Linked DNA regions of Mus musculus: regions 1, 2, 4, 5 and 6 are each linked to region 3. Evidence: chromatin loops called from intact Hi-C (ENCODE). Cell type or tissue: left cerebral cortex. All regions are shown on one strand. Each heading gives the region's core, and the rest is flanking DNA. Links, peaks and the distances in the headings are about the cores only.

The links. A loop is a pair of places that touch in the nucleus more often than their neighbours do. Peaks named below come from ENCODE experiments on the same cell type or tissue, not always from the same donor. Only the 100,000 strongest peaks of a DNase experiment are listed, where the experiment ranks them.
Region 1: it touches region 3 in a loop (6-fold over the local background); 7 of 42 quality-filtered maps call a loop at or near these places.
Region 2: a loop joins it to region 3, with 3 times the contacts of the local background. A loop is called at or near these places in 3 of 42 quality-filtered maps.
Region 4: a loop joins it to region 3, with 5 times the contacts of the local background. A loop is called at or near these places in 3 of 42 quality-filtered maps.
Region 5: it touches region 3 in a loop (4-fold over the local background); 3 of 42 quality-filtered maps call a loop at or near these places.
Region 6: it touches region 3 in a loop (3-fold over the local background); 2 of 42 quality-filtered maps call a loop at or near these places.

The regions. Positions count from the first base shown.
Region 1 is chr10:106,466,159-106,471,057 of GRCm38, reverse strand. It overlaps Ppfia2 (protein tyrosine phosphatase, receptor type, f polypeptide (PTPRF), interacting protein (liprin), alpha 2), which reads right to left and starts at 748. Exons shown (of 32, transcript NM_001205341.1): 1 at 467-748. In left cerebral cortex, for the core only: no CTCF peak of the experiment used is centred there; DNase peaks (open chromatin) are centred at 814, 1,545 and 2,423; H3K4me3 peaks cover 1,835 bases; H3K27ac peaks cover 1,689 bases.
Region 2 is chr10:106,252,236-106,257,134 of GRCm38, reverse strand. No RefSeq gene overlaps it. Among named protein-coding and RNA genes, the nearest start is that of Ppfia2, 220 kb to the left of the region's middle. In left cerebral cortex, for the core only: no CTCF peak of the experiment used is centred there; DNase peaks (open chromatin) are centred at 1,848 and 2,785.
Region 3 is chr10:106,583,255-106,588,153 of GRCm38, reverse strand. All of the region lies in intron 3 of Ppfia2 (protein tyrosine phosphatase, receptor type, f polypeptide (PTPRF), interacting protein (liprin), alpha 2), which reads right to left. All of the region lies in intron 3 of 4930532I03Rik (RIKEN cDNA 4930532I03 gene), which reads left to right. Among named protein-coding and RNA genes, the nearest start is that of 4930532I03Rik, 17 kb to the left of the region's middle. In left cerebral cortex, for the core only: CTCF peaks have their summits at 2,214, 3,262 and 3,465; a DNase peak (open chromatin) is centred at 2,245.
Region 4 is chr10:105,838,812-105,843,710 of GRCm38, reverse strand. It overlaps Mettl25 (methyltransferase like 25), which reads left to right and starts at 2,331. Exons shown (of 12, transcript NM_207522.2): 1 at 2,331-2,635. The coding sequence starts at 2,392. It overlaps Ccdc59 (coiled-coil domain containing 59), which reads right to left and starts at 2,232. Exons shown (of 4, transcript NM_025602.3): 1 at 2,056-2,232; 2 at 863-1,169. The coding sequence starts at 2,209. In left cerebral cortex, for the core only: CTCF peaks have their summits at 2,502 and 2,706 (motif pointing left); a DNase peak (open chromatin) is centred at 2,313; H3K4me3 peaks cover 2,073 bases; H3K27ac peaks cover 1,288 bases.
Region 5 is chr10:106,257,551-106,262,449 of GRCm38, reverse strand. No RefSeq gene overlaps it. Among named protein-coding and RNA genes, the nearest start is that of Ppfia2, 210 kb to the left of the region's middle. In left cerebral cortex, for the core only: no CTCF peak of the experiment used is centred there; DNase peaks (open chromatin) are centred at 2,123 and 2,478.
Region 6 is chr10:106,406,582-106,411,480 of GRCm38, reverse strand. No RefSeq gene overlaps it. Among named protein-coding and RNA genes, the nearest start is that of Ppfia2, 61 kb to the left of the region's middle. In left cerebral cortex, for the core only: no CTCF peak of the experiment used is centred there; a DNase peak (open chromatin) is centred at 2,569.

The sequences.
Region 1 (4,899 bases), core at 323-4,322, 120 kb after region 3:
TAATTCAGTAAGAGAAAGCCTAGCCATTGTCTGATTACATTACACGAATATTTCTCCTCCTCTTTAACTCTTTGAAATCCCCTGTCCTCGGGAAATATTCCTACCATGTCTAATGGAAGCATTTTCACTTTCTTTACCTCTGTGCCTGCTCGGATGGTCAAACAGCAAGCGTACCCCACACTGCTGGACAGTTACTGCTCAGCCACACCCCCACCACCCCGAAAGAAGTTGACTTCATAATTTCCACACTAAAATTGTTCATCAGCCCCAGGAGAGAACGAGCTAGGCAGGAGCTAGAAAAATCGGGGATGGAGAAGATGGGTGGAAAGCAAAGGTAACTAATACCCACAAGGAGGACTTTGCCTCTCCTCTTCCCTGGGGGCGGGGTGGGGCTGGGGAGGTGGTCAAGGGGGGAAAAAACCCGAAGCGGAAGAGAAACCATGCAACTCGAATACAGTTTCTGTACCTAATGTCTCTTATTTCAGGTCCTGTTTCTTCAATTGTCAATGACAACCGCAGTCTCGGCTGGAGGAGAGGTGAGGCTCACACCCAGCAGTCCTGGACCATTTCCTTAGCAACGGGAGGAGAAAGACAGCTTAGACACTCGCGAGCCCCAGCGTTCTCTTGGAACGTGCCCTGGCTTCCTAACGTGGCAGCAGTTCGGCATCTTCCCGTGGCTCCGTCAGCAGCCAAAAGGAGAAAGGTCCATCGGAAAAATGGCATATTACAAATTTTGCTTTGGGAAGCAGGGCTCGGTTCAGACCATTGTCAAAGGGAAGAGAGGGGGAGGCGGTTCTTAAAGCAGCCGCGGTCCCTTTGCCGCCCAAGCAGCGGCAGCCGCCGCCGCCGCCGCCACTTTCGCGTGCAGCAGGAGCCCCGGGGCGGAGAGATGGTAATCCGGGACTGGATCTGACTTTCAGAAACTTAACGTAGCATAACTTCTCCCCTTGGCATCCCGGGCCACCCAGAGAGGGTGAAGACGTGTCCCTCCAAACAGGAACTTTGGGGTGAAGTGTGGGAAGTACCTATATGGAAGGGACATTCTCCACCCAATACCCCACCCGGAGCCCCTGTGAAGTTTATGGTAAATGTTGGGAGTTTGATGGTTAAAAGGAAGTGAGTCCCCTGGGGATGCTAGAAGCAGGACAGGTCTTCTCTGGGTGCCCAGCCTACTTCTATTCTAGGGTGTATCCTTTCACTTAAAGGAGGTGCTTCTTTTCTGGGAAGGTAAGCAGAAACACACACACACACACACACACACACACACACACACACACACACACACATGCACACCACCCACCTCCGAAGACACCCCCGCCCCATCATCGCGCGCTGCCTCCGCCCGCTGCAACAATTTTTTTTTCCTTCCAGTCCCTCTGCAATTCATCTGCTTGCATCAGTTGGCCGACAGAACCAACCTGCTGGGAACTGAGTGAGGATGCTACAGCATCTTCTCACTTGCCTAGTGCAAGCCTAGGATACTCCTCCTTCTGTGTCTCCTCCCCTCCTCCTCCTTGGCAATCTCCACCTCCTCTTCCTCTGGAACAAGGGCTTCCCCTGGAAGCTGCCGCAGTGGTTTCCACCGGCGGCCCTTAAATAAATTCTGAAGTCATCACGTCTTTTCTCTCCTCCTCACGCACACGCGCTCGTGGATACATTCCACTCTTCTCCCCAAAAGCTTCTCCGGGGCTGCTGAGGATCACTCTGGTCTCAATGCTCCTGATGAGGGCGAGGACCACGGGTGATCTAAAGTATAAATGGGTTCTCTTTGCCCTGCCTGCGCTTTTCCCACACAATCATCTTTACAGGAAAGCTTGTGTTGGCATGTGCTTTTGAGAACTGGGAACCTTCCTGCTCTGTGGCCTTCTGTGTTTGCTGTGGCTCTCTGCCGCTTTCTTCTCTTGAATCAGAGGCAAGGTAGTCAAGCTCACCGGAACCTGAATCAGTCTAGGGTGTGGCTGGGTCTGTCACTTTGCCTTACCTCTTCAGGTCGCCTCCATTCATTGCCTTAGCGCTGAGGATCTCATGTTAAGTGTTCCCTGTCTGCATGACTGAATTTCAGCTTTCAATAGTCTGGCAGCCCCAAGAACATGTTCTAGTCCCCAGAAACTTTCCCCTCCCCCATTTCTCCTCCTCCCTCAAGCATCTCTGTCTCTCTCTGTGACTCTCTCCCTCCCTCTGTCTCTTTCCTCCCTCTTTTCCCTCTCCCCGACCGTGTGTGTGTGTGTGTGTGTGTGTGTGTGTGTGTGTGTGTCCATTCATATAGATCAAGAATAAGGAGACACCAGTAGATAAAAACCAATACATTAAGGAAATGTTTGAGAGAGGAAGATACTGATGCACTAAAGGAACACAAAGAGAATTAAGCATCAAGTAGACATTGAATAGAAGTTACAGCAAGGGTCCAGAGTAAGCAGTATTAGAAGCCCCAAAGAGCAGAATCCAGATTTCACTGAGAAATGATGTGCACATCCTGACTCACTGAAGTATGATCACTAGATGAAGTTCTTTTGGGGGAAGAACTTAACTAGTTGATGACTCTACAGTAAAGTTTAAGATGAGCCATATGATTTATATCCCTTTCTCTCCTGGACTGTTATTCAAGTTTCGCATCACAATGTAAGAATTGAGTGTAAAAATATTAAACATTAGTAGATGAATAGTATTATTGTTATATGCTACATAAAGTACTATTTCTCAAACATGCTCACTTGAGTGTCCTAGTTCTTTGTAGATGCTGGGACTCTAAGCCTCGGGTGGATCCTGAGAGGCCACACTCTTAACAATGTCTATACAATACACTGCATTGGTGTGAACAAAATCTCCCCCCTCAAAGAAGCTGTGTCTGTTGAGACTAATGGACTGATTGGAATGTTCCAGGTCCAGAGGCTAATTATTTTGTCTCACGCTAACATTGGCCGCTAGGAACAGTCATTCCCTATCAAAATGGAGAAAGGTTCGTATAAGAAGTTTGCAAAAGCACTAGATTATCCCATTAGCAAGAACACAAGAAACACCATTGTGAATGTTCCTATAGCTTATTGTCCATCCAATTCAGCATACAATATATATATATATATCCAAGGCAGCTTCTTATAATGAACCTTGCTTGGTCTCAACCCCCATAGCCATGCATCCTTCAGGTCAAAGGTGCTGTCTGTCTCAACCTTATAATTCCTGAGAAGTTCCAAAATGATACTAGTCCAGCTATCTCAGCATCCCACATTGATAACCACTGCCTAAATATTCACAGAAATGTAAAAAAATAAAGGAGCTACTAAATATCCATTCATGAAGTGAAAAGTCTTTTTGTACTTTTTATTATATATGAACAGTTTTAATGTTAAGGCCATCACTGGCTTCCACTGATTTTAATAGATGGTAAATTAAACAGTATGGTGAACTAAAACTATCTCCATATAATTGTCTACATTTAGTAGTATTAGTGCATAAGATGAAAATATGAATTTAGTTCGTAGATACATATAGGATCATGGTCATAGATATATAATGCTTCTTTTGTACATTTTATTACAAATATTACTTTCTATATTTATTGTTTAAAAGGAGTATAGCACAAAACTACTTTTATGTATACTATAGTGGGTGATTTTTCAATTATACATGTCCTGAGTATCAAATGAAATAATAGTATTAGCCAGAATCTCTAAAGAACAGACCCAATATAATGAAAATACATAAATGGATTATAGATTGTGGTCTGGCTGGTTTTACAATGCCTGTCTCTCAATGGAAAGGCTAAGAATCCTGTATTCTTTGAGTGCACCAGGCTGTATGCGATGCCAAAGATATAAGTTCTGGTACCAGGAAAGGAATTTCTCAACCACAGGATAGATGAAACTGTCCATGAAAGAGAGAGCAAGCAGGGAAAGTATCAACAGCTTTGTGTTTCCTGGTCCTTTTATGTGGGCTGCTATCAGAAGGTATGACCCTGGTTTAATGTGTCTCCTCGAATGACCCAATCAAGAATATCCCACAGAGGTATATTCAGCAGCTTGGGTTATAGTTAATTCCAAATATGGTAAAGTTGAATATCAAGATGTCAACTTGTGAACTTGACAAACAAAATTCCACCTCTTTATGTCATACATAATTTCCAAATGAAAAAAATAGCCAGCATAATTCTACCTAGCATGACACATCTGTCCCACTTAGAAACCTCAAATGAGTTATATATTTTATCACAGGTGGCAATGGGCAATGTCCGCGGTGGAATGATTGGCCTTTTAGTACATTATATCTGCTGTGTGTGTGTGTGTGTGTGTGTGTGTGTGTGTGTGTGTGTGTATGTGTGTGTGTGTGTTTATGTATATATATATATATATATATATATATATATATGTATGTATATATATATATGCAATGTATATAGTATTTCAAACTGTGATGGAAGCACATTATTGCAATGTGCACTTCTGCATATGGTCATGTACCCTCTACTAGTGGCTATAAATACCGTCTTCTATTACACATTCTATTTTCTCCCACCCTTAGAAAGCGCCTCAGTAGTTCTTGAGAACTGAAAGGAGTGACTCTTACCTTCGTTCATGAAGAATTCAGATCTGTTGTGTCCTTCCTGGATTGGATTTTTTTAGTTCTCGATTGACTTTAAACACAATACATAACAACAAGAAATGCCCTAAAGGATTCTGTGCAGCTCCTGCATAATCTTCCTTATCTCCATTGCAAGGAAGCAACACAATTTTCCCATGCAGCATGCGTGCAATAGACTTTCCCATGGCATCCAGCTGTGTAAAGCCTATCCCCATAGAACTTCCTTGACTCCCCTGCAATTAATGTCTCTACCAAAGCAATGATGCTGGCAAGAAGTGTCCTCTCCTACCTTTAGCAATGCAGCTTAGCTTTTTAGAGACACTA
Region 2 (4,899 bases), core at 620-4,619, 330 kb after region 3:
AGAGACTTACAGGGGCTGATGCCAAAGGCAGCTGACAATTAGAGAAGTTACTCAGTAGACTTTTCTTTGAGGGAGCAAAGCTTAATTTACTGGGACTGGCACTTCCTATAGCCAGTAGAAAAATTATGAACTCTTTTAAGCCTTTGAGGACAAGAAAGAGAAGAGAGAAAATTCACACACACACACACACACACACACACACACACACTGAGTAGATGAAACAAAATGCAGAGTCCAATAACATCCTACACACAAACATGTACATTTGTGCATATATACGTACATACATTCACATTTATAACACACAGATGCATATTCACACATAGAATGGTTAGAGCAAAGCTTCAGAAAGTTCCACACATACAGCATTCTATACATACATATATACATGCATATTACATACGTAAATACACATAACTGGTAGATGGAACAAGCTCTAAAATACACCCAGAAAAACTTTACATATATACATACATGCACATAGTTAATGAGTGGAAGGAACCGTGTGTCAAACCCTGTGATACAAACCTTACACATGTACATAAAAATAGCTGATGAATGAATGTTCCAACACACTCAAACAAAACCCTAACATACATACATACATACACATAGTTGATGGATGGAAGGACCAGTGTTCCAGCCCTGCACTCACACAAATTTTACACATACACATAGTTGGCGAATGCTCCGACCCTCATAGTTTATTCTTTCTTCCATAGCTTATAATCATAGAAAATCTTTCAAGCAATATAAAATTACAACGTGATTACTTTTTAGTTTTTCTAGTGAGTGGCTATGAAAAAGCAATGTTTTCCAATACCTTTCCAAGAAATAACATTGGGTGGTACAAGTAAAGGAACAAATTATTTCCAAAAACCCTTGCACATTACTAAGCAACTTGTTACAGACTAAGAACATGTAAGCAAGCTAGGGAGTTTGCTCAGCCAGTTTCTCTGTTGGGCAGCAAACTGCGGTTACAAAGAAAGAAATAATTATTTTATTATTTATCTATAAAGGTACTCTTATAAGAATCTTAAAAGAATCACAAATCTAAAGTTTTATATAAAGATCAGTCACATTTACTCTAAATTCTCAGAATATGTATCTACTCATCTGCAGTACTTAACAAATCATGTCAGAGAGCAGAGGGGGGAAAATGGATATAAGAAATCAGTCATCACCAGTCAGCCTCAGTAAGAGTCACATCAGACAGTGCTGTCATTGTTCTTATTCCCTGGCCATAAAGATCCTAGCTTAACTGGTAAGAGTGTACCTCTCTGAACTTCAAATTGATCCCTAAGATTTTCTACATCTGACCCAGTAATGAGAACATCTCAACCTAGCTTCGCTAACAATTTAATTTTTCCAAATGTTTTCTAAGTGTGGTAGTCATGGCTGACAATCTATGTCTCTTAAGTTCTTTCCTAGGGTGGTGATTGAATCATTAAATCTGTTCCAGCAGCAATGACTGAAAGAGGTCAAGCAGTACTATTTTGAGTGCCAGAGATACTGTCCAGTGAGGGGCTGGAAGCCTTGTTAAAGTTTTCATACAGTTCTTAGAGTAATCGGGATGTGAGAGCAGCAAGCAGAGCAGAACTCCATAACAGCATGAAGTCCTCAGAATACGTGGTCCTCAGGGTCATGCCACACCAAGGCTCACCATGAGCTGTATTCCATGAGTTCTAAAGCCTTTTATCATTCCTCTTGCATGGCCCTCGGCAATGAAAATCATGTTATGGTTAGGGGTCACCAAGCTATAAGTGGGCAAAGCATTGGTTGAGAATCACGGACATAAAAGTACTACCAAACTGTTTCACAAAGCACCTGCACCATTTTCTGTTCCCATCAGCAATGCGTGTGGACCAATTTTCTCCATATTTCTGCCAAACTTGCTGCTGTCTTTCTCAGTCATCCCAGTCAGTGTAGAGTGACTCAGACTTAAAGCTTCAAACTGAGTTTGAACTAACAGTTGTCTTCTATGTACTTATTGGCCACGTGCATATGATCTTAGAGAAATAGACTACCAATCCTTTTCTCATTTTAATACCATTATTGGCATATTATTATCAAATGGCAAAGCTTGCTTAGATATCTAGGCAGAAGCCACTTGCCAAAAATGATTTGCTAGTATGCTTTGCCATTCAGCTATTTTATTTTCCTTTGAATCTCAAACATTTATTTTTTTTTTGAAGCACATACCCCAAAAAAAACAATTTTATTAAGTAGAAGTTAGACTTACTTCATGGTAATTAACCAGTTACAAGTGCATCTAAATTCATGTGTGCGAACATCATAGAAATCAGAATGGTCTTTCTGAAAGACTTGTGTTCTGGCTTGGTTTGTGTTGTGGTCCAGGTATGGTTTTATTGATGTTGATATTGTTGTTTCCTTTGTTCTTTGGGTTCAGTGTGTTCCTGAGACTCTGTCATTTATCTAACAGTCACAGGGGTTTTTGCATGTCTTCTTCCAAGAATTATAGAAACTATTCTTGTATATAGGACTGTGGTCCATTCTGACTTTTTATGGGGGGGGGGAGTTGTCTTGTCTTCTATTTATGTTTGTTTGGTTTTAGTTTTGTATGTATGATGTGAGGTGAGGTTCTAACTTTATTCATTTGCATACAGTCATTCAGTTTCCCCAGCACCATTTGTTGAAATGACTATTTTTCACCAGTCAGTTTTCTTGGCACCCTTTTCAAAAATAAATTGACCATATGTTTGTAATTATGCCAGTACCGCCTTATCTTGATTACCGTAGCTTTTCTGCTATGGTTGAAATCAGAGACTAGTAGGCAAGATTGTTTGGCTATTCTTGGTCCTTTGCAGTTCCGCTTCGGATTTAACTTCAGCTTTCCAATTTCTTCCTAAACTCCCCCAGAGACTTCGCTGGAATTTACACTGAATCCTCAAATCACTTTATAGTCTTGCCATCCCAACAGTGTTGAGTCTTCCAGTGCAGAAGCATGCAATATCTTCCTGGTTTTGAAGTCCTTTTAGTCTCTTCTTCCATTGTATTAGCATTCATAATACAAATCTCACACCCCTCTATTTAAATTTATACTTATAAATTTTATTTTTATAGTGCTATTAACATTATAAACAGAACTGTCTTAGAAATGTAACAGAATTAATTAATTTTTGGTTTATTGTCTTAAGTGTTGCCAAGTTAGTAAACTTGTGTTTGTGTGTCTGTGTGTGTATCTGTCTTTCTCTGTCTCTTTCTATGTCTCTGTCTCTATCTCTCTCTCCGCCTCTCTCTTTGTGTGTGTGTGTGTGTGTGTGTGTGTGTGTGTGTGTGTGTGTGTTCTCTAGACACGGGGTCATATAATCCACAAATAGAATTCAATTTGTTTAGTTTGTTCCAATTTTCATACATTCCAATCTTTTTCTTGCTCAATGTAGACTGGAGACCCCATTAAAATGTTAAGACAAAAAGTGAGATTGGACATTCATATCTCCTTCTTAACCTCAGGTTGAAGAATGCATCCTTTGGTCATTAATCTTAACTATTTTTGGTAGGTAGATGTTCATTATCTAATTGTGGATGCCTGTTTTTATTTCTAATTCAGTGAATGATTTTTAACATAAAATACAGATTATCAAATGATCATGAAATAATTATATTTTCTGTCTTTTATTCTGTGAGTAGTGTATATAAACAATAGATTTGGGGATGTTAATACAATCAGGCATTAACTGAATAATCCTGGTTGGCATTTGTGTGTAAACATTTTAATATATATTTGTATTTGGTGTGATAATATTTTGTCGAATAGTTCTGCAAATACAGTCAGAGGGAAGATTAGGCTGTGTGTGTGTGTGTGTGTGTGTGTGTGTGTGTGTGTGAGTGTGTGTGTGTGTATGTGTGTGTGTGTGTGTGTGTGTGTGTGTGTGTGTGTGTGTGTGTGAAGTTTTATTTACTTCTAATACCAGGATAATGCTGACCTTATAGGATATAGAAGAAAATACATTTAAATCCATCTATTTTGAAAAAAGTTTGTAGTAATTTTTCTGTTGATGCTTGGTAAATTTCACCAGTGTTAACACTGATATGTGTTTTGGAAAGGTTTTAATATGATAACTTCTATCCTTTTAAGCATAATTAACATTCCATTTATATCAGAATTCGAGGTAGCTGCCAATTATATTCAGAAATGAATGTCTTTTTTATTTATTTGTATTTTTGAGATTTATTTTAATTACAATATCATCTCCTTCCCTTTATTCCCTGCCAGCCCTCCCCTAATCGCTTCCCAGCTGTCCATCAAATCCATGACCTCCTTCTGTCATTCATTGTTTTGGCATGCATTTGATGTTTATGTACACACACAAGACACACACACACACACACACACACATATATGGTTTTCTAAGAGTGTACTTCACTCAGTTTATCTAATTGCAGGTGTTATCAGCAATAGTGTTTTCATATTCCCTTCAACTTCCATACAGTCAACAGCAATGCCCCTTCATTTCTTATTCCAGTAATCTAAATCGTCATTTTTTTACACTCATTATGATTAAAAGCTTGTCAATATCATTATCATTTTCAAATTAGCCCATGTTCACTCCATGTTCACTCCATGTTCACCCCAGCTTTCCTTCGTTCCCCGTTTCCAGGTATATCTTTCTCTTCCTCATTACCTGAAACCTGTTTATATCTCTGTCCAATATATAGCTAAAGCTTTTTAACATTTTGTAGATCATGCTTTTACTGCCACAGTATAATTATACCTGATATTTGGAATTTGGGCTCCCCTGTCTCATGCATTTTGTTTCTTTATTAAATTACTTTAAATAAAACAGATTATATATATATAGTACCATACTTTAAATGTATTTGAGTTGTATTGGTGGTTGTTCTAAGGGGTTTAATGCACATCATAACTTAGAATCT
Region 3 (4,899 bases), core at 402-4,401:
ATACTTTGTGGCTCAAAAAAATACACGTGTTTAAGGTATGATTCTATTCAATTACAGTTTATTAGGGGATGTATAGGGCAGTTATGCTGTGTGGACTGTGCTTAGCTGAGTTTAGCTGCATTTGTTCCTGAGACTGACATCAGCCACTGGCTCTAGGGAGCTTCCTACTCGGTGATGGTTCTTCTGAGATGACACATCTTGTGATGGTTCTTCTGAGCTGACACATCTTGTGTGGGTTGTCATTCCTTAGCAGCTGAGAAAGGTTTGATGGGCAGGAAGCAGTGCCAGATGGCTGGAGGACCTGAGTTCAAATTCCCAGCACCCACGTAAGAAGTCAGGCTTGGTATCTGTTGCCTGCAATTCCAGCACTTGAGAGAGAGGTAGAGACAGGGAGAGCGCTGGAGATGACTGGAACACAGATGGCAGCAGAGCAATGTGAAGTCATGGGGTTCAGAGTGGGGTTCAAAATTTCAAAATTTTGAATTTTGCTTTTATTCATTTTCTTCTCTCACTTTGAATAAGCAATGCAGCTTCTCATTGCTCCTTGTCCTTTCATAGGAAAGAACAAGAGTGAGCTATATCAATTATAATCACTGATCCTTGGCTTTGGTAAACTCATTTCAGATGACTACACATCAACTTACTCAGTCACATTGCTCTGCTGCCATTTGAATGGGGTTGGATGATGTCCACCATAAACCTTTGGCACTTTACACTTCTGCCAATCCTCCCGCTCCCTAACATGGTAGACTCAGATATCTGCATCATCCAACCTCCTCCTGGGGCAGGTACTTATTGCACAGTGGTATGCGGTCTGTTTGAGATGCTTGCCAACCCTTAGAACCTAGAGGGTACAGATATCCATATCTGTTGGATCATGGCTTCGTGCTTGTTTTCATTGCACCAAGTACAAAATAAAATTCTTGCTGAGAATTTTGGATTATATGCTGGAAGGCATTGTACCAAAATTAGAATCTTCCTCTCCCTCCCTCCCTTCCTTCCTCCCTCCCTCTCCTCCTCCCCTTCCCCTTCTGCCCCTCTCCTTTTTTCTCTGTCTTTGTCTTTCTCTGTCACCTGACCTCCTCTGTGTGTCTGGCTCGTGCCATCACCATGTAGCCCACATGGCTTATGAGTATTTCAGTCTTTTCTCCTTATCTTAAATCTCTCCTACTCATGGTGGTAGAGTGGAGGGTAGATTTCATCTTCCATCTTAAACAAAGGAAACTGAAGAAGAATCAATGCTCAATGAAGAAGAAGTATGGCACAAATTAACTCTCGTAGAATGAGTTTAGAAAACCCCTAACAAAACACTTGCTATTAAGAAAGGCAGGGAGAATTTTGTCACTCTATAGCTCCAGTCTAGAAATACACAAGACACTTAAAGTGAGGTAGCTCAGGATGTAAAGCATAGTCACGGAGCTGACTGTCAGAGGGCAATGTTGTACACTTTCCATAGATGGAGATAGAACTAGTATTTGGGGTTGGGCCTCTGTTGAAGAAAAATCTCAATGCAACTTGTTCCAAGCTTTGCACCCTAACAGAAAGGAAATGATTTTAAATGAAATGGAAAAAGTGACATTTTCATATTTTTTTCAATCAAATTCATTGAATGGAATATCTGATGTTTCGAAAATCCATTACAGAAATATCAAAGTAAATAATAAGTTCTTTATTTAAACAATAGTTCATTGTGTCATACATACTTTTGCTAGGGTGACACATTTATCTCTTTTTGCTGCATCTATCAATGAAGTTTAGTCATATTCTAGCATCTAATAGTTGGTATTAAAAAAAATCAGCCAATTCTAAAGAAGTGATGCTATTGTGACTTTACCTCATAGCACGTCAGGAACACATTAAAAACCTCCACTCATATTCGAATATTTTCATTCCATATTTTTAATGCAATGTTTTTGAGCTTTATGTCACTTAACGGATCCTTATAGCCCTATTTGTTATTTTATTGTACTAAATTCAAGGTAGCAAATGTTTACACAGAACAAGTTGTTTGCAATGGCAATTTTGCAAACAATTTTTATTGACTCGTAAAGCATTAAAATTTGAATTCATTCATATTATCGTCATCATTTTTAGGAAAACAGATAATGTCTTCTTTTCATATCAATAAATTAATATGGTATACATTAGAAATATTCTAAGCAAATTGTTACACCACACCGCCAGCATTTCTATTTCCTCTTCATGTAATGTGCACATATGTCCACACAGTGGCACTATTTCTTTAGAAACGCCAGTGGGAACCGGTTTTGCTTTGTGTTTGCATAGTGCTCCCTGATAAGATACTGGCCTCAGAATTCTAAAAGTTCTCAGGAAGGAAGTGAAATGCATTTATTTTAAAAAAAAAAATTGATTGGCTGTTCATTGTCTAAAGGTATTAATACCTGAGGAAGTCTTGATAACAATCCATGTTTAAATGTTAAAATCTGAATCCAGTAATGTGGGCTCAGGCCTCAGCAAGAAATATGGAGAGGTCATGGTAGGAGATAAGTTTATAACCCAGAAGCTCCTCCAAAAATACACAGAAATTAAACACTAGGATGTAACAGGGCTGCACATATCTAAATCCTTACACATTAAACTAAACCAACAAAGAAGTCATATGTTTAAGTCATTTCATTAGCTGGAATTCTGCTAGTGGTGAAACCACCAAGGAATATAGGTAGAAGTGCAAGGGAGGAATAGAGGAAAGAAGAGAGGAAGAGAGGGAGGGAAGAAGGGAGGATATGACAACTGCTTTCCCACTACCACTATCTCAGAGACCTTATTTCTGATGCAGGGGCAGAGGACAATCATCTTTAGGTCCTCAGATTCAAACGCCCCAGCTTCTTAGTGTGTCACACCGGACCCTGCTGGGACTCAGCCAATGGTTTAGAATTTTTAATGCTTATCTCATCCCCAGCACAGGCCCAACTGCTTGCTTGGCAACAAACCAGAGGTAAAGTGATAAAAATAAATTTAATAACTTCTCTGTCCCTTCAAGCATTTAAAAAAAAAAGTGTTGAGGGCACATTGCTATTATTCTAACATGATCCCGGTTATATAAAAAAGGGGGGGAGGGGACCTTTTTTTTTTTCCTTTAACAATTAGAAAGTAGAGGACTCTAACGCACAAAGGAAAAAAAAATGGAAAAGATTCAGTCTGGAAGATTTTTTTTCACAGGGCAGATAGAGTCTGCCAGATCACATGGCCCAAGAGACAGAACAACCTGTTCAACACTCTGGATTAAAGCACCCTCCTGTGTCCAATACCCCAGGTTCCATTTAAAACTAGCAGCTTTCCTGGTCTCTTGGTATATGAGCTAGAGTATTATGCTCAAATTTGGAAATATGGTATCTCCAAGCTCCTAATACAGTCAGTAAGCCTCTTACCCCCCCCCCCCATCCCCCAGTGGCAGAAGAACGCAGCTATAGCAATGTCCACACTGGTTCTCAACCTGTGGGTTGTGACCATCTGAAAAAACATATATTTCTGGTGCTTTTAGCAACGCCCAGCCGTAAACTTATTTCCATTGTTACTTCCTAACTGTAATTTTGCTACTGAGCCATCCATGTCTCAGTCCCTAAAGCCATTGGAAATGTGTGTTTCCCCTTGGCTGAGACCCACAGGTTGAGAACTGCTGCTGGAAGGACCATCTCTGAGTGCTCTATACCACTGCAATGTTGGAAGTTAACTGGGGTAGAAATACCCTTAATTTTTGTTGAACTTATTTCTCACCTGTTGATGTCCGTATGCATTAACAAGTCCAAAGGGATTCCTACTACCTCCCCACTTGGTCCAATCAGAAAAACATCAATATAATGGATCATCGTGATATTTCGAGGTCACCAAGTTGGAAATTGTAAAATTTTTACACAGGGCTAGAGAGTTAATAGTCCCTTGAGGTCAGAGGTAAAGCAGTGCGTTTGGTCTTATAAGCTGAAGGTAAGTTGTTTCTGACAGTCCCTAAAGACAGGTACGGCTATAAAGGCACTTGCTAGTTTATCAGCTTCATATAAGGGACTCAGAGATACATTAAAGTTCTCAACTACAGAAGACACATCTGGTAAAGTTCTCAACTACAGAAGACACATCTGGTAGAACAGCCAGGTGGGATTACTGCTTAATTACGTTTCAGATAATCACGTGTCATTCTCCGTGATCTTCATGGACCACACAGGAGAGTAAGAGGGAAAGGTGGTGGGAACCAGCGCCCTTGCTTACTTCCAGTCCTTGACCATGGCACCAAGGTCACTTCCTCCAAGGATGCGATATTGTTTTGGGATCAGCATTTCCCTTGTAAAAGGAAATTCATCGTGTCTGTTCTTGTCTTTGAAACTGTAATAGCCTATAACACCTATAAGCACACCATAGGATCAGTACTAGTGTTAGGCTTTAGAGCCTCCCCTTGAGCTGGATCTCAATTTGGGTCTGTCACTGGACCTCCTTTTCTTCAGTCTCTTCTCCATTTTTGTCCCTATAGTTCTTTTAGACAGGAAGAATTTTGGGTCAGAGTTTTTGATTGCAGGATGATAACCCCATCCCTCCACTTCATGCCCCACTTCATGCACCACCGTAGGGATGAACAAAGGGCAGAACACAAACAGTATAATGATAATGACTGGACTGAAAAAAAATTAAAGATTAAAAAAAACACCTATATTCATGAAATGCTCGAATTAATACTGTTAATACCATATATTACCAATAATCACCAACATAGGCTTATTATAATTCCTATAAAAATTCTAAACACATTCATCATAGAAATAATGATAATAATAATAATAATAATGATAAAAACAATAATAACAATAATAAACCTTAGAGTTGACATGAAAGGACCAAACACTACTAATAGCAGAAACAAATCTCAGTGAAAACAAAGATGCTACAAGTTAT
Region 4 (4,899 bases), core at 635-4,634, 740 kb after region 3:
TTGTTTTATAGGATGGCATCTTACTATGAACCACAAGCTAGCTTTGAATGACCAGCAATCTTCCTGCTTCAGCCTTCTGAGAAGATTACAGGCATATAAAACCATCCCTTGCTTGGTTTTCATTAACCGCAACCTATTTCCTGGACCCTTTGTAGAAAATGCAAATGAGAATACAGACAACAGCAGTTAGCAGTCATAAAGTTACCAAACACCAGGCATGTTTTAGAATACTTGATATAAATGAACATGATAAAATGTCATGAAATGTAATGCTTTAGGGACATCATTGACTGAGAAGATGATCCAGGATGAGGCTATAAAAGATGGTGTCCACCGTGGCTCTCAAATCATTTTATACTATCCTTTCTATCATAGTGGACACTGGTATACCACTATGGAAAGTCTGGCTTTATAAGCCAAAGTGGCAATGGCTACACATCTGCATTGTTTTTCTAGTATCTGGTTATGTTGCCCATGCTGGCCTGGGACTGGGAATTGTCTGGACTCAGGTTCCTAAATGTTGGGCTTCCAGATCTACAACATCAAACATAGTCCCCCACCCCCAAATTAAGATGCACACATTAATACTGCGCTTAATTACGGTCCAATTATATTACATGTTCTTGAGAGGCTGCAATTCAAAACTCAGATCTCTTAATTCTCATTTCCTATTTTCGACATCTCTGCTCAACTAGCCTCTTTCAGTCATTTAACACTAAGTGGGGAGACTCCATGAAATACCATTACATGACTTGAAAAAAGTGCTAAGAAAAATCCTGATTCTTACAAATTTTTCCCTGTGTCGTCAGTAAAACATTCTTTACATTTAAAGTGAGGAATTTCTGAAGACGGAGGTGCTTACCTTCCTGTGTTCAGCTCTTCTGGCTGTGGCTGGTGACCACCTGGCGGTTCTTCAGAGGAAGTCTGCTCAGTGCTGCCCTCCTCTTCAGGCAAAGGCCGGTCAACCTGTTCTTCTGACAAAGCCAGGCCAGCCTTTCTTTGCTGTTTTCTGAGTCTTTCCTCTTCGGCCAGATAGAGGTGTTTCAGGTGCTCTGGGTAACGATCTGTGAACTGGGACTCCTGTGACGCTGGTGCCTCCTTCACCTTCCACAGCAATTTCTTGTAATTTTGCTGGATCTTCAGTTTTCTCCGAAATGCAAAACCTTGTCCTAACATTGAAGGATTTCAGTTACAATTACTTTAACAGAAAATGAAAACTAAATATTTTTTTCTTTTACTTTATATTCAAATGAGAGAATTACTTGGCTTTGCTTTAAAGATAAGGTTAGGCAACCATTTAATGGTACACTGAAGAGCAAGGTGGCCCTTTACCTAAATATAAGGGTAACAGCGAGTTGTCAGACATCACATTAAAAACTCTAAGTACAGTAAACTAAACTTTACTGCTCACCTTGAATTTAGACTCATATCCACAAATTACATTTTATTTAATCCACATACAATCTCACTTGGGTCTTCAGTAAACACTTAATAAATAAAGTAGAGTAGTCTAGTATTTTTCCCTTGGAGGATCTTACTAATCACTTATTTTCCAAAACACAACACAAAACAAAAGGGGGAGGTACTGTACAACTTTCTGAACACCTGTCGATTATTCTTAGATCGAACAAAAACCACTTAAGCATCTGACATGCAACGAGAGGCCTTCAAAGACAAGACATCGAATCGAATCTAAGGAAGGCAGCAGTATGAGACTGGAGGGCTACTGTGGTGTCTTTTGGTTATCAAAGCTTTGGGGCAGAGTATTTTAATGTAATATTGTATCTATATTACATACTTGCTGTAGTAGAGATGCAAGTATGTCTGGGTGCTTCTTAGCCAAGCGCACCTCTAGACGCCCCGTGTCTTCGCTTAGACCTGAGATCTGCGTTAAATCACTGAAGCTGACCGCACCGTCCGGTTCTCAGTCAAAGGACTGAGAAGCTCTCGGACTTGGCGAGCTTAGGAACGGCTTCCCCGATCTCAAGCCGGATCCCATCCTACTCCCTCGACTTCGGCGGGCCCGAGCGCTCCTCCACGGCTGTCCCTCCTTACCCTTGCGCACGCTCCCCCGGAAGGCTTGCTGGGGGTTCGGCCGCCAAGTCCTGCGCTTCCCATTCTGGTTTCCGAATCTGACCTGAGAGATCCCTTCCCCACGCGCCGCAAACCCTCCGGTCCGCCACTTGGAAGACGGCCGCGAAGGCGCCATCTTTTTCCACGGTGGGAGTTCCTGGAACGCCAGTGGACGCCGACCTAACACGTCACGAGGCGGAAGCAATCAATCGCCCAACCCGGCGCGTGCTCGGAGCTCGACTGCCTCAGCCTGAGCCGCTTCCGGCGGGGAAGAGAGGGGTCGCGCGGCCATGTTGGCGCCACCTGCAGCCCCGGAGGATGAGCGTCATGGCGGCGGCCTGCCCTCTGCCCAGGACCCCGGACCTGCCCACGCTGCACGACAAGTTACAGGGCTTGCTGAGCTTCCTCAGGGGCGCCCTGGCCATTTCCAGCGCGCACACGGTGGACTTCTACACCAAGTCGGTCTGGCAGGAGCTGGTCGACCTGCCCCCTGAGAGCGTGCTGGCGGCGCTGAGGGAGTCGGCGGTGGAGGCCGAGCCGCGCGAGGCAGAGACGGGATCAGGTGACTGGCGGGGCGGGCGGGGCGGGCGGGGCGGGGGCTGTCAGCGCGCCCCCTGGTGGAACTCGGCGGAAGTGGCAGGGACTTGAAGGATGCTGTTACCTAGGAGATGAATTGGAGGGAGCTGAATAGCGAGGATGGATGGAGACGGGCGGGGTCCCCTCTGGGTTCTAATCTGGGTGTTGGTCAAGTTCCACAACTTAAAGTAGTCAACCCGGGGAAGAGGCGTTCCTTCATTTATTGATTCAACAATTTAGTTTTGAAAACATCTAAAGGCTGTGTGATGATCAATACAAAGTAGAAGTGGACTTGGGGGACCAATAAGAGCCAGTTCCTACTCGGCACAAGGTATCGTGGATTAGGATGGTGATAGTGAAAGCTTTGAGTGCTCGCTAGTTAATTTGAAAACACACCTTTAATTCCCAGCACTTGGGAGGCGGAAGCGGAGGCAGGCAGATTTCTGAGTTCGAGGCCTGCCTGGTCTACACAGAGAAACCCAGTCTCGGGGAAAAAAAGAAGAAGAAGAAGAAGAAAACTGTATTTTCAATATCAGTTATGCACCCTGGTGTTTTCTAGGCTCTGGAGTTTGATACCCGCAAGAAACTTAGATTCTACCAACTTAGATTCTATTCTGGAAATAGAGGAACAGGAACAGTAGCAGCTACTGGAATTGCTTGTGCTTTGCTTCCAGGTGTTCCAGATGTTGTCAGCATTAGTGAACTTACTTAATCACTGAAGCAGCCTGTAAATGCAAAGTGCCCCGGGGGCGGAGGTAGGGGCCATGGAGGGGGGGGGGTTATAATGGTAGAACTTAAGACACATTGGTTCTTGGGCAATAGTTCCTGGTTGTTGGAAAGTTAGACACCCTTTCAGTTTGCTCCCATAGTATTCTGCGTTGATAACCTGGTACATAAACTTGTAGAAAGCAGGAACCGTATTTGCCTTAACCAGGATTCCAACGTGTGGGAAACTATTTGGCATACATTAAGTACTCTATAAAATATTTGTTGAAAAAAAGTGACTCTTGTTGGCTTTCAAAAAGAAAAAAAAAACGAAGAAAATACAAGAAAACAAAACTTTTAAGTGCAGAGCAAACCTTTGTTTAACTTTGTCTCTTCCTGATGGGCTATTACCTTATATATACTAATAGCTTGATTCATTGGTGCCTATTGTATGTTCTGCAGTTTGCTTTTGCTAAAAGTTTTTTTTTCCTGTTTCCTCTGTGTGTGTGTGTGTGTGTGTGTGCAAAAGTCTGAGTACCAATTCAGAGACTAGACTCTGGACGTGATAACTTTTTGAGTTTTATGAATTCCCAGCTGTTTTTTGAGCTGACTTATTGGAAGCAGTCCTTCGGATTTTGTCATCTAGTTCTGTGAAGAGACAGCATGGTGCGATGCAGGCAGACATGGCTGGAGAAGGAGCTAAATAAGGGCCTTACATCTTTTCTTTTTTCTTTAAGATTTTTTTTTTCTTTTCCTGATTACACTGTAGCTGTCTTCAGACACACCAGAAGAGGGCTTGGACCCCATTATAGATGCTTGTGAGTCACCATGTGGGGACTGGGAGTTGAACTCAGAACTTGTGGAAGAGCTCTTAACCGCTGAGCCATCTCTCCAGCACTGAGGGCCTACGTCTTGATCCTCAGGCTGCGTGACGAGACTCTGCCGTTAGGCCTCGGGTGAGCTGCTGAGACTCAGAGTCCACCCACGAGTGACACAACCTCCAGCAACCAAGTCCCAACTACTTCAACAGAGTCAAGTCTAGTAATGCCACTCCCTGTAGGCAAGCATTGGAAGACATGATCTGTGACGCCTTTCCTGTTCAATCTACCACAAGCTCTTTCTAAACTTGTGAGGAAATCCAGCAGTGGAAGAGGTTAAGCAAATTCTACATCCCAGGGGAGATCACAGACCTCAGCAATTGTACAAAACGATGCAAATTTAAGCATTCCTTCTAACTGGGATTTTGTTCTCATTTCTCTCATTTACAGCAGTTTAAGAATTAATTTTTTATAGTCTTTCTAGATGAATACAAGAAAATCCTATGTGTTAAGCATTGACCAGAGGATACGTTAGGTGATATGCACATGTATGTGATGTGATGTGTATGAACATGTATGTGATGTATATGCATGTATATGTGATATGTTGTATATGTATATGTATGTGATGTATATGTATGTGATGTGATATATATGTACGTGTACTTGGTGTGATGTATATACATGAGAATGTGATGTATATGTGTATAGATATATGTGTGTGTGT
Region 5 (4,899 bases), core at 353-4,352, 330 kb after region 3:
TGTTTTTTAATAGTATGACACCTGATATACTGACCACACTCCAATGCATGTTCAGTACCCAAAAGAAGTTCTCCAGCACACTCTGGACTGGAAGGGATTGAGAAATACATAAAGATAAATAGAGCGATGTAGACATCGATGTAGGTTTAGATGTAGACATAGACATAGACATAGACATAGACATAGACATAGACATAGACATAGACATAGACATAGACATAGACATAGACATAGACCAGACAATGGAGATGCATAGAGAAAACATAAACTTTGGTTTGGCAGACAGGTAGAGAAGGTTCTAGCAGCAGTTGATGGAAGGGAGTTAATATTATTAAGATACACTATATGAAGTTATCAAAGAATTAATAAAAATATTAAAAAATAGATTAAAAGATTTCAAAGACTTTTTGAAGATTACACAGAATACCTGTAATAGTCATTACAACAAACAACAATGAAAGCAGACATCTGGTAAATCAATGTATATATTACAGAGGTCTTTTTGGACAAAACCTGTCTCAGAAATATTCAAATGCCAGCTGATGACGGTGTGGGAAGTCTGCTATGTGATGCATGACTTTCTACAAACAAAGCTGATGGGAAAAGACATAGATATTTCTTGACCAGATAATACTTTCACATGTCTCCTAGAAATTTATTTTTTGAGATCAAGGGACTAAGCTCAATGTTGGTGTTGGTTCTTGGGGTGATGGGGCGTTTTGAGTGTATTAGAGTACCTGCCATAGAAAGCTAAAGATGTAGTGCTCACTCAGAAATCTGAACACTGGACTTTAAGAAGAAAAAGCCAGTGAGGCAGAATATGCCCTTTACGTTTCTTGAGAAGAAACTAAAGTGATGAGGCAAGGGGATGGGGGAGGGGTAGGGAGGGGAGAGGGGGAGGGGAGGGAAGAGGGAGGAGAGGGATAGATTATGAACTCGTTGATACGTATGAAACCACCTCTGTTTCCAAGAACCATTACTTGTGATTTTTCTGCTTTAGAAATGATTTATCTGTCGCCAAATATACAGAACTAATAAACTAGGTTCTTATTTTGGAATCAATTGAAAGATATGTTGGGAAGCCTGGATGACATCAACAGTCAGCTTTAATTAATGATTAATCCTATATTGGAGAAATGCAAGCTGGAAATATCTCACTCCAAATATGTCAACTTTACTTGCACCACCAACAACCTCTTTCTTTCAGAGGCCAAGTTTTATCCGAGGTATTCTTAATTCACTTATGCACTGCACTGTCATAGGGACTTCGGGAATTGACCTGCTGGGCTTCTTTGTGCAGCCAATAATGGCATTCTTCAATGCAGGCATTTGCTAGGGAAGAAAGAGTTGTAATATATACCTGTTGCATTCTTACCTGTTGGTCTGAGATATCTGATTGAAAGAAATTAAAGTTTGGAATTGCTCAGGTAAACATGTCAGGAAAATCATACTTCTACACTAAAGAAGTCACCAGGAGTATGTCATGGAAAGCACTTATTTAGCTCTTTCTAGCTCTGAGAGAAAGGATTTTTTAATTCCTCAGAAGTTTTTAAATATACTACGTTTTCGGAGCAGTTTTAAGGTTATACAAGTGAATGGGATAAGGAGTCCCCATGTGCTTTCTTAATATTCACCTCCTCTGATAGCTCTCTTGGTTGTTAATAACTTACATTTATGTGTTTCTTTGACAGAACATTGGTACAGATATTCATTGATATCTATAGTTATGTTGGCGTTCATTCACTCCTGGTGTTACACATTCGATGGAGTTTGGACAAATGCATTCGTCATTACTGTGTCACATAGAATGCCTTACTGACCTGTGCTATGGCTATTCATCCATCTCCTCACATGAAGTCTTGGCCATTCTTGACTTTTCTTCTGTTTCATATTTTATTCAGAAGATTTCCCTAGCTAGATTTAGACAACATGCAGCCTTCTAAGATTAGCTTCATTGGGGGGTAGTTCAATTTATTGCAAATTCCTCCACGTCACTTGCAGTTTAAAAACACATTTGTCTTTATTGCTAAGTAACATTCCTACACATGGATACATCTGCCTGATTATTCACTCACCTGTTGAGAGTCATCATTATCCGGGATAGCCTCATGTCTAACTAGAATCAAAAATTCACGCCAAAGACCATATGGTAAGAAGGGTGATTCCATTTATGGGAGCCACAGTGATGTGATGATGTGACATGCCCCCAGTGATGGTGTATATTTAAATATGCAGAAGTGAATCACATTGGGAGAAATTTCTCAATGAGAAGCATATATATATATATATATATATATATATATATATATATATATATTTCTAAACCATATATATATATGGTTTAGAAAGAAAAGCAGCTGCTTGTGCTGGTGTCTCAGACCGACAGCTGAGCTACTGCTGCCTTCTTGTGAAGCTTAGAATTTTAAACTGGTAACAGCTCTATTCACCATATGGTGTCTTACTCCCCTCTCTACGTAGATTCTAAATTTGATTTAATCTGCTCTAATTCCATTTAACTTTTGGCGCTGTGATTTCACACCTTCCTGTGTAGCAGCATTTGACTGTTGTGCTTCAGATCCGTCATTTAGTAAGGTTAACCTTAAAGAATTTTTAAAGATATGGCACAGGAAACTTTTTCTCCTTGTTATTTCATTTGTTTCAATTGGACAATACCCCTGGCATACTTCTAATGCACAATTACATTGCCTTTTCTCTATAATTTGGTGCCCCACTGACCTAAGATTGACCCATTTCTTCTGTATGTTTCTCAGATAGCTTGCCTTCCTCTGATTTGGACACCTAAGGTCTTATATAACATTTCCTATCCTTTTCTCTTTTTATCACAATATTTATTGAGATAGAAATATTGTAATTACTGGAGTGGTCTCCACAGGTTCTAGCTCTCCCTTCTCTGCGTATTATGGCTAAAGTCAATCTCTGATATCTGGGACCCTCCAGTGGCAATCCCTAGTTCCTTATCCCCCTTGCTACCTATTTTTATTTGATTTCCTGACCCTCTGTACCTCTCACATCGCCTCCAGATTCTGATACCAGCCACCCTTATTTCCTCCTCCTCCTCTTCCACCTCCTCCTCCTCCTTTCTCCCTCCCTTCTCCCCCTATTCTTCCATCTCTCACAAATGTCCTATTCCCCCCTCAATGTAGGACTGAAGCATCCACCCCTGGTCTTCCTTCTCCATATGGACTGTAGGTTGTATCATAGGCATTGTGAGCTTTTGCGTTAGTATTCACTTATTAGTGAGTATATACCATGCATGTTCTTTTCTGTCTGAGTTACCTCACTCAGAATGTTATTTTTTGGAGACCACCTAAGCATGCCCTCTGGTCAAGGGATGGGGCCACCCACCAATCTCAAAGGTTTTAACCCAGAAATGTTCCTGTCCAAAGGAAGAACAGGGACAAAAATGGAACAGAGACTGAAGGAAAGGCCAACCAGGAAACAACCCCACCTGAGGATGCATCATTTCTGCAGATACCAAACTCAACACTGTTGCCATGGTCAAGAGGCTTGCTGACAGGAACCAAGTGTAGCAGTTTCTGGGGAGATCCAGCCAGCAACTGTCCAATGCAGATGTGAATGCTTGGAGCCAACCATCAGACTGAAGTCAGAGAACCTGGTAGGGGTGCTGGCAGAAAGCCTGGAGAAGCTGAAGGGGATTGCAACTCCATTGGAAGAACAAAATAGGCTGGCCTGACCACCCAGTTCTCCCAGAGTCTAGACCACCAACCAAGGAATGTACATAGAGGGATCCATGGCTCCAGATACATATGTAGCAGAGGATGGCATTGTCTGACAGCAATGAGAGGGGAGGCACTTAGTCCCAGGAGTTTTGATGATCCAGAGTAGGGGGAGGCTAGAGAAGTGGGGTTTGAAAGTGTGTGTGAGTGGTGGAGCACTCATATACAGGCAAAAGGGAGAGGGGAGGGCAGATGTTGGACAAGAAGGTGGCAAAGGGGTAACCAGGAAGTGGGATATCATGGGATGGAGAGCTGGTGGAGGGAGTAAATGGGAAGTGGATATCATTTGAGATGTAAACGGATGGAATGATTAGTAATAATAAAAAAAGAAAAAAAGAAATATTGTTATCAAATTATAATCTCCAAGATAATAAAAATAGATTTATTGAGATAGAATTTACTTACCATAAAACTCACCCATTTTACATGCGCACTTGACAACTTTTTCAATATACTTAAGGGTTTGTATATCTATCATCATAACTAAAGTTTAGAATGTTTGGATCCCTTAAAAGACTGCCCTCTGAAAGACCCAACGAGCAGCTGAAAGATTCAAATGCATATATTTGCATGCAACCAATGAACAGAAGCTGCTGATCCCTGTTGTTGAATTAGGAGAAAGCTGGAAGAAGCTGAGGAGGAAGGTGACCCTGTAGGAGAACCAGCAGTCTCAATTAACCTGGACCCTCGAGATCTCTCAGATACTGGAATACTAACCAGGCAGCATACACCAGCTGATATGAGGCCCCCAACCCATAAACAGCAAAGGACTGCTGGGTCTGGGTTCAGTCAGAGATGGTGCACCTAACCCTCAAGAGACTGGAGGACCCAGGGAGTTTAGAGGTCAGGTAAGGTGGGGGATGGGTTGTGGGGACATCCTCATGGAAACATGGGGACAGGATGTTGAACAGTTGGAGGGTGAACTGGGAGGGGAATAAAATCTGGAGTGTAATTTTACATATATATATATATATATATATATATGTATGTATGTATATGTATATGTATATATGTATATATATGATAAAAATTAAAATAAAAGTTTAAAAAATGTACTCACTCTTATTGACAGGCAATTCTCAATTAACCTATTTTGCCCTAGCCTTGGAAATCCATGAATACACATCTTGTTTTCATATAT
Region 6 (4,899 bases), core at 414-4,413, 180 kb after region 3:
CAACTTCCAAAACCAGTACTTCACAAGCTGGGCAGAAGGATCAGAAGATGAAAGTCATCTTGGACAGTACAATGCGTTCCAGATTACTCTGGTCTATGTAAAACCCTGCTTTAAAACATAAACATCTGAGTTTTTAGAGGACCTGGGTTCGGATCCCAGCACCCACATGACAGGTGACAATTATCTTTAATTTCTATGCCAGGGAATCTAATACCTCTTCTGACCTCCTTGGGCAGCAGGCACACACGTGATGTGTATACAAACATATATGTGATGCAGACAATCATATAAAACACAATACACATCAGACAAAATAAATAAATAAAAATAACTATTCCCTGAAGAATTCTGTTGATGTACAAATTTGCATATAGTGGTTTCTTTGGTTGTAATAATAGCCACAAATTTAGTGACTTAAATCTGCAACTTTTTATCCTCTTACAGTACTTGAGGTCGAAGAATGAAATTCGTTGAACCTTAGCAACACGAAGGTGGTTGTCTTTCAGTTGCTAAGGAACTCTCCATTGTTCTCACAATTCTCCCATCATCCTGTAGAGAATTATTCTTTGTCCAATGTCCCTTTCTCCACTTTCAAAGCCAGCAGGGCAACTTCTTGCTTCAGAATCCACCCTGCTTGTTTCTGTCGCTGATTTGTATGCAGGGCTCATCAGAATAATCTAGGACAGTCTTTTCCTCACAAGATTCTTAATTTAATCATATCTGAAAGTCTACAGTGCTACATTCTAAAGTCACAGGGATGAGGCCTGGGTAATCATTGAAAACAATTATCGCATCTAGCACATTTCAGAAATGTGATGACTTGCAGCAATAGTAAACCATGAAATTGTAAGTTAGGCAGATGGAAGATAATGAGCATACAGCATTTGTAGATACAATGGGAGATTCATTGCTGGGTTTATCGCAAGGATTCATAATGAAGTAGGAACAGATTTTATTAAATACAAGTTCAGGGAATACAAGCCAACCTTCTATCCTCAAAATCACCCATTTACAGTTAAAATTTAACCTTAAATATTTATCTTCTAGAAAACTTAATTTTCTCTTTATTGGTCAGTTTTGTGTTGCTGTGATAAAGTATCTGAGATGAACAACTTGAAAGAAGAAAAGTTATGTTTTGGCTCATGGTTTCTGAAGTATAATGTCATAGTTATCATGCCCATGATTTTAGACCAACACAGAGCATTATATCCATTGTATATGATAATTCAAAGCTATTTCTTTTATTGCAACAGGGAAACAAAGTCAGAAAAAGAAATTCATCCAAACCCACTGAGCTAACTAATCTATCCACAAAATCAAAGCCTTCATGGATTAAATTCTCAAACATCTCACAGCTAAATTGCTTCATTGGGGGATATGAACTTTGGCTGGAGAAGAACTACAGCTCAAATCATAAACCTCATGTGTTACTTTCAGAACAAAGAGTGCTTCTCAGTCGCTCTGGAAACCAGTCCTGCTGTTCATCAAAAGGTGAAACACCTAGATATCACGCGACTCGGTGATTTTATTCCTAGATATTTACCGTAAACAAACAAGCCTATCTCCATACCAAAATATGTACACAAGTGTCCATAGCATCATCTGATTGATAGTAGGCAAATGTCAAATTAGCTGAAGATCAACTACCCGATGAATAAGTAAATAGTGCATGGTTTATCCATACAGCAAAATATGTGTGTGATGAAACGAAATGAAGTACTGTTGAATGTTACAAAAATGTGATCCTTCAAAGTTTCATGCTAAATGAACAATGAACCACAAAGGTTCATAGTGTAGCATCCATTTCTAGTAAATATCAATGTTTTCTTGGGGCTAGAAAAGAAAAAAAACAGGTTGGAGAGGGATATGGTGAGAGAGTGGTAATGGTTAGGTGGCTTCTTTCAAGGGAGACCATAGCAGAGACAGTCACACAACCTGACAAATATACTAAAATGATTGAACTATGTACCTATGAATGACAAAAGTAATAATTAGTAAGTTATTTTGCTTTACAATAGGTCTTTTATATACTGTTTACATTTATAAACATTTTACATAGTTAATCTGCAAGGTCATTTAAAGTGACCACTGTCTCTCCTGAGTTATAGAAGATGATGTAATTCTGTGAAAGCCATGGCTATTGTTTCCTTTCTTGACATAGTCATTTTTCAAGGCTAGCAGTCTCTTAGTTTTCTCAAATTGGTTTATGCATGGTTTAAAAAGAAAGCTCTCTCAAATCCTGATACTAGACAGAAACCTTTAGAGCATCTACTTTTTTGTTGTTTGCTATAACTTACTATGTTATATTATATAACTATATTTTATTCAAATCAATCATGACCTCTTCAGGGGTATTTCCTGAGTAGGCAACAATGCAAATTTGTGTATAGTGATATTTATTTATGTGCTGTCTATTTGTTTTCCAAGAAGGTAAATTCCACAGAGTAGAAGAAAGTTCAGTAATAATCTTGCCTGATTTAGTTATGCACAACTTTCCGTTTTTTTAGGTTTTATTTTTGTATGTGCTGATTACAGCATCTGTCAAAATGCTTCAGATAGCACACTTCTCTCCCACGGCCTCTCTCCATCTTCACAGTTTCGCTGTTAGATCAGAATTGAGAATTCTTTCAGGCCAATGTTGTTACATGCCTGGCACTACTAAATATGTGGTCATTAGTAGACATAAAATAATTCACAGAAATTACACTGTACATCCAAATAGTAGGACCCTGTCTCTTCCAGGTCTCCAAACACATTTTGAACAAAGAATAGACAAAGCAATGCCATTCTTTATACATAGTCATCTCCTGGCAATTAGCTATCACCCTACTAGAGGCCACGTGTAAGATGAAAGGATACCAGATTCATTAGATCTTAGATTTCTTTGTGTAAAGACAGAGATGAGCTCCAAAACATTTCAGTCAGTGGATGTTTTTGACAATCATTAAATTCTCCAATGACAGTTCAAATGTTCAATTTCTCATAGTTGTGAATTGTCTCTATTTTTTATTAATATGAACCTATTTTTGATATCCAGAATACCAATTAACAATCAACCCAATGATCAAAATAGCTCCTTTCTAAGAATCCCTAGTCCATGGGCCTTCTGAGCATTAAGACTGATGATCCATGCCATATTCTTTATCCTGACCAGGAACTTTTCTTAGCCATTGTGTCTCAAGCTAATCTTTGAAGGAAAATCCCATCCTTTCTGAGCTGATTGTATTTAAAATAGGGCAAGCATGCTACCCCTGCTGCTTAGTTACACATTCTTGGTATCTATAACTATGAACAATGTAGATGCAATACAGGTATTTCTAGAATGAGTTCCTGGCACTAGTTGACTTATAATTTGTCTGGAAATTTGAAGATATTTGCATATTATAGTCTTCATAGTGAGATTGTTTTATATCTGCATTTATGAAAAATTATTATATTTTTATGTATTCCAGTCAGCACTGGATGGTCTCCAGGTCCAGGTTTTGGGGAGTCTGAAGCTAGGGTTTTGTTACTGTTTCAATTATAGATGCTCATGAAGTACAAGTTCAATCCCCAAACACTTGCTATATTTTTCAGAAAGAATAAAGAAAGTACCTCGAATGTGTATTGATTATTCCTATAAATCTGTCCCTGGGCCCGGGGTAGGCCCACATCCCACACCAGTAGTTACCAGGCTATGATCTGCCACTGTGTATTCTTTCCCAGAACCAGGAACACTTACAATGGATAGTAAAGCTCTTCTCTTGTGCATCACACTTGTGGTCATTAATGCCATCAAGTTGTGGCACACCCCAAGTCAAGCACATCACTGAGGTATAATAATTCCTGTGTTACTGTAGACTGTCTATATCAAAGTAGACTCACGGAGCAAGAACCATCAGCAGACCACATTTTCAGTCAAAGTAGCACTATTATCCTCGTCTGTGACCAGAACATGGGATCTTATGCATATTATCCTGTCTGAAGTTGAAGTAGAACCACATGTAGTCCCCAGGGCTATGATTTTCCCTTTCTCAAGCCTCTCACTGCACCCATATTAAAGGACAAAAGTGGCTTTTTACCTTGGCAGGCACTTCAATTTACTACAAGATAGAGGTTGTCCCTCACTGTGTGTGCTAATAAACACAGTTCCAGAGGCTGTCCCTCACTCTGTATGCTAATAAACACAATTCCATCTTTTGACATCACACCCTCATTTCTTTCTACCTCATGTCTCTTTACTCTGTCTCGGCAATTTGGCGGGTCTCTTACTTGATTTCTTTACCTCTAACAGAGCTATTCTGGTAGATGAAAAGCTGCTGAACTTGTGTCATCTCCTCTGTCTCCGTTCCTTTGGATGTACTGACAAAATATTTTTTAAAGAAGTGTCAAGCAGCAGAATTTTAACTTAAAATAGATTTTTATTTTCTGAGAAAAAAAGTTAGTAATGCATATAATACTTTTACTCTATATTTTGAAATATTATCTGATCCCATAGTTTTGCAAAAAAAAACTGTCATTATATATTCAGAATTAATCATTTTATTTAGTGTCTCATGGTATATAAATATTGTGCAGTGTGTCTTTAATATAGTATACCAAAACAAAATGAAGCAAAATCAAAGCATTTATTCTAATGGAAGCATTGAGTTCACACCGAAGGAATCATGTGAGTGTAAACTCTGGTGGCTGACTTAGACATAACTATCTGCAAATCTTTTATCTCCTACTGATCTTAAGTCAGAAAGCAAACCAGTAATTATTCACCTTTACATCTTCTTTAAAGTATAGGGTTAGGGTGTCTGAGAGCCTTATGTTGCTGCAACAGGTGTCAGAGAAGGGGTGACTGACCAAGTCCAAGATGCTCAGGTAACACAATTGTTCTGAGCTCTTGTTAGGATGCCATATTAAGGCAGAAAT